Regions from separate parts of the Homo sapiens genome. Here region 2 is linked to region 1. A link is an interaction called in ENCODE POLR2A ChIA-PET data of the cell type or tissue named here. Cell type or tissue: GM12878. All regions are shown on one strand.

The links. Peaks named below come from ENCODE experiments on the same cell type or tissue, not always from the same donor. Only the 100,000 strongest peaks of a DNase experiment are listed, where the experiment ranks them.
Region 2: POLR2A ChIA-PET joins it to region 1 with 8 read pairs; 16 of 35 experiments call an interaction of 5 or more read pairs at or near these places.

Annotation. Positions count from the first base shown.
Region 1 is chr9:36,201,484-36,203,983 of GRCh38, reverse strand. The region is part of intron 3 of CLTA (clathrin light chain A); the gene reads right to left. Among named protein-coding and RNA genes, the nearest start is that of CLTA, 12 kb to the right of the region's middle. In GM12878, no CTCF peak of the experiment used is centred here; no DNase peak of the experiment used is centred here.
Region 2 is chr9:36,147,661-36,150,160 of GRCh38, reverse strand. GLIPR2 (GLI pathogenesis related 2) reads right to left here. Exons shown (of 5, transcript NM_022343.4): 2 at 2,267-2,375; 3 at 1,511-1,614. Among named protein-coding and RNA genes, the nearest start is that of GLIPR2, 12 kb to the right of the region's middle. RefSeq lists enhancers at 1,186-1,265, 1,606-1,655. In GM12878, no CTCF peak of the experiment used is centred here; a DNase peak (open chromatin) is centred at 1,320; H3K27ac peaks cover 205 bases.

The DNA.
Region 1 (2,500 bases):
TTGTGGTGGGTGCAGGTCCATGTCTGTGTGCCTGTTGGGGGAGAAGAGTAGAGAGGGGAAGATAAACTTCTGTTTTCTCTGTTTGCACAACCAACTCTGATTTCAGTGCTTCTATTCCTGCCTGGTCTTTCCCACAGTCCTATTCCTGGTCTTATCCCAGTCCACTGACATCTTAGTGGGTCATTAGTTTTGTTTTGTCTTGTTTTGGGCAGAGCAAAAGAGAAGGGTGTATGTGGAAATACTGACTTCTATTATTAATAGGAAAAAAGCCTTCTGGGCACCAATTGGGGGAGAAACAATTATAGATGATTCTTTACCAATGCTGCCAATATTAGTTCATAGTAGGGTATTCATCTTAATCTTTTACCTCTTCTCCCAAACTAGTCCATATTCCAGGTTTGACAATGGTTTTGTGGAACACAAGGTGGCACTCTCATAACTAAATATGGTAGAAGCACTTCTGTGAGGCAGGGTGCTATTAGGACAATTACCAAAGGTAGAGATGATTCAGGAACCAGAGAATGATAGAACACAGAATATTAGCACTAGAGAGGACCACAAAGCATCTACTCCTACTTGGTCTGCAGTGTGTTTGTGGCAGAGCCAGGGCAGAGCTACAAAAGAAACTCCACTGGAGAGAAGTGCAGGGGGTAGAGGTATGGGATCATTGCTAACAGTTAACCTAAAGGTTCTAGAAATGACAGCAAGAAAATGCATACCTAGCAGGTTTGCTAGATTGGATTCTCAAACATGAAACATGAAGTTTCTGAGGACTAAATATGGTTTTCTCTAAGACACTAAGCTGAAGAGACATACATCAGTAGATAGTGAGAGATAAAGAAATACATGCCGGCTGCTTGTGGTGGCTCACGCCTGTAATCCCAACACTTTGGGAGGCCGAGGCAGGTGGATCATCTGAGGTTAGGAGTTCGAGACCAGCCTGGCCAACATGGTAAAATCCCGTCTCTACTAAAAATACAAAAAATTAGCTGGATGTGGTGGTGCATGCCTATAATCCCAGCTACTGGGGATTACTGGGGAGGCTGAGGCAGGAGAATCGCTTGAATCTGGGAGGCAGAGGTTGCAGTGAGCTGAGATCGCACCACTGCACTCCAGCCTAGGCAACAAAGTGAGACTCTGTCTCAAAAAAGAAAAAAAAAAAAAAGAAATACATGTCATAGCTACTGAGGCAGCTGACACTTGAAGTTAACCTGATACTTCACTTTAAACAAGTTCTTCTGTCTGGCAGGTGTTTTATAGACATCTAACTCAATCTTTACAACAATCCCAAGAAGGTAAACTCTGATCACATTTTCAGCAGTGAGAAAAACTAAAGCTCAGAAAGTTTGAGTGAATTTCCTAAAGGTTATAGTAAGTGACAGAGCCAAGATTCAAACCCAGATCTGGCTGTAAAGCTTACACTTTGCTTACCTCATTATGCTTCCTCCAAAGGGAGGGACAGAAAGGGAGGCAAGCCTAGAAATAATCACAAAACGTGACCACCAGTGATCTGGACAGAGTTTTGAAAGTGCAGACCAAGAGCCCAAACTGTAATTAGTGTCTTTGAGAAGGAGAGTAGATAGCAGTAGCGGTGTCAAGTAACTACTAGAAGGGATGAAAAATGAAGTATTCTTGGGCATTTTTAGGGCCTTTGCAAGAAAGGTCTTATAGTAACAACCTGCAAAAGGCTGTGTGTAACTATAAGAAAAAGCCTAATAGCAGCTAGAAACTCCCCCAAGTTTCAGGTTAGTAGGAACGTTCATCTCGGTATCTAATTTGTCGGAAGGTGATCTGTCGTTCAGAAGAATCATTTTCTCAGATTTTTCACTGATGACTCTAAAGTATATACAGTAAACTTTTTTTTGTTTTATTTGAGATAGGGTCTCGCTCTGTAGCCCAGGCTGTACTGCAGTAGTTCTATCACAGCTCACTGCAGCCTCAATCTCCCAGGCTCAAGTGATCCTCCCACCTCAATCTCCTAAGCAGCTGGGACCACAAGCGTGCACCACAACCCCCAGCTAATTTTTTTTTTTTAGTAGAGATAGGGTCTCACTATGGTGCCCAGGCTGGTCTTGAACTCCTGAGCTCAAGTGATCCTCCCACCTCAGCCTCCTAAAGTGCTGGGATTACAGACCTGAGCCACACCACCTAGCCTCTACAGTAAACATCTAATATGTGTCTATCCATGGCATGAAGTACAGATGTGGAATGCAAGATTTAGCTATGCTGCAATGAGAAGCTGTGGGCTGGAAGTGCCATGTGACAATACCTAATTCAAAATGTAAGGCCCCCTTTTCAATCATGGTGAAATTACTTCCAAATAATTACCTTTTTGATTGGACAGTATTTTCTTTCAATGTATTTTGATGTTAACATTTACTATACATTAGGACTAAAATATAAAATTTATCTCTGAAAAATGAAATTAAATAAAAATGGTGACCTCCTGAACAGACTGTGGTTACTGCATAAAATAGTACATTTAAATTGGTCTTCTGGC
Region 2 (2,500 bases), 54 kb after region 1:
CACACATCAGCCTCACCTGGAGAGCATTTAACAAATACTAATGCCTGGGTCCTTCCTCAGACCAACTGTGTCTGTCTCTGGAGGAGAGACTCAGGCATTTTTTGTTTGTTTGTTTGGTTTGTTTTGTTTTCTGAGACGGAGTTTCGCTCTTGTTGCCCAAGCTGCAGTGCAATGGCGCGATCTCAGCTCACGGCAACCTCCACCTCCCAGGTTCAAGCGATTCTCCTGCCTCAGCCTCCCGAGTAGCTGGGATCACAGGCATGTGCCACCACGCCTGGCTAATTTTTCTATTTTTAGTACAGATGGGGTTTCTCCATGTTGGTCATTCTGGTCTCAAACTCCTGACCTCAGGTGATCCACCCACCTCGGCCTCCCAAAGTGCTGGGATTGCAGGCGTGAGCTACTGTGCCCAGCCTGGTATTTTTTTAAAGCTCCACAAAAGATTCCAATGTGCGACCAGAGTAGGGAAGCACTGTCTCAGAGACCACCTACCCAACCCCCTCTCTGTAGAGATGGGAAACTGGGGGCAGAGGAGGGAGGGACCTGCTCAAGGCTCCCGAGGGAGGCTGTGCGAGGCTGGAATGGACCATGTCTCCTGAACCTATGCCCTTCTCCCGGGGCCCATCGAGGGCCACAGCCTGGACTTGGGAAGGAGCCTGCAGGGTGAGGGCAAGGCCTTGGAGGGAGGGGTGGGTAGGGGGTTCCCCAGGAGTTCACACATGCCTCCCAGTGGGGGTGCCAAGGACCACGTTGCACAGGAGCCCTGGCTTAGGCTGTGCTGGGGAAACCAAGAGGACTTGGGGGATCTCCCAGGAATGTGAGGCTGGGGAGGGAGTGAGTCATTCTCCCACTGGTGTTTGGAGAAAGCTTCAGAGATCCAGACAGCTCTCCAATATTCTTCCTAAAAAGCCACATCAGGGCTGTCAGGGCCAGAGGGCCAGGAAGCTCAAGAATGTCTGGGCAGCATGGTGGGATCATTCCAGATCGAGACCTTGCATGGAGACATTGTCTTTTCCATTATTATTTTTTTTTCCAAAATGGAAAAAGCTCTATTGCTTTTCTCCTATTATAAAAGTAATACACCAGCACTACTGGTAGTGTATCACCAGTACGGTAAGAAAGTAAAATTTCTCGGGAAGAAAATAACATTTCTCAGTAGCTGGGGATGCTCTGGTGGACACAGAATCAGGCTGAGATTCTGTACAAAAGCGGTCTGTCTCCCCAACCCCCACTCCTCGGCCTGGGAGCTTCTCCGAAAGTGGGGGCCTGGTCAGTCTGACTCATCTCTGTGTCCCTGGCACCCAGCACAGGCCTGGCACTGAGCCAGCCATCAGAGACCTTGTGGTGAACTGAAGTCAGCCTGGGAGCAGATTCAGAGAGCTCTGGTTTTTCTTTCCTTTCCTGGGCCTGTGGCTACACCACGAGGGTGCTGGGGCCAGGAGGCATTTCAGGAGGACTTGTCCTTCTTCCAGCTCCCGCAGAGAGGAGAGGAGCTGAAAATGCGACCCACCTGTCTGATCATAGGATGCCCATGCAAGGTTCTCCCCACACTGGCCACGGCTGGACTCCGGGCTGTGCTTGAGGATCCTCGTGCTGGCCAGGGCCTCAGAATACCTGCAGAGTTCACAGCGCCTCCTCAGAGCAGGTGCAGTTCAGGGAACCCCCAAAGTATGTGCCCCAAGCTAGTGTGGCTGAGCTTCCTTCCCTGCCCCGGGCTCACAGAGGAGCACCACTCTTGCATGATTTCTGAGCCTCCCAGCAGTCCCATTCCACAGAGGAACAAGTCGAGGCTCAGGGGAACTAAAAGGACCTGCCCAGGTGAGTGAGAGAGTGGTTATTCAAGTGTGGTTATATCTGATCCCAAAACCCGGTCCCCAAAACCATGCAGGGCCCCCCAACGTTTTTTTTTTTTTGAGATGTTGTCTCACTCTGTCACCCAGGCTGGAGTGCAGTGGCGCAATCTTGGTTCACTGCAACCTCCACCTCCCGGGTTCAAGCAATTCTCCTGCCTCAGCCTCTCGAGTAGCTGGGACTACAGGCCCATGCCACCACACATGGCTAATTTTTGTATTTTTAGTGGAGACAAGGTTTCACCATATTGGCCAGGCCAGTCTTGAACTCCTGACCTCAGGTGATCCGCCCGCCTTGGCCTCTGAAAGTGCTGAAATTACAGGTGTGAGCCATCGTGCCTGGCCACAGGGCCCCTTTGTGACTGCAGTAGCAGCACATGAAGGGCCAAGTTACCCGGATGTGCTAGGGGACTCACTGTTGAGCCTCCCGGTTGAGGTTCTTGCAGAGCTTCAGTGGGGGGACGCCGTGCTTCTGCCGGTACTCATTGTGGGCCTTCAGGACCTCATTATGAAACTGTTTGGAAGCTGGAATGATTGCAAAATGGAGAATGGCTCAGTGCAGAGAAAACACTCATCAAAAGTATAATGGCATGCTGAAAGCAACACCCAGCTCAAACCTTAGGCCATGTGGACAGGCTGCTGCTCCCCTC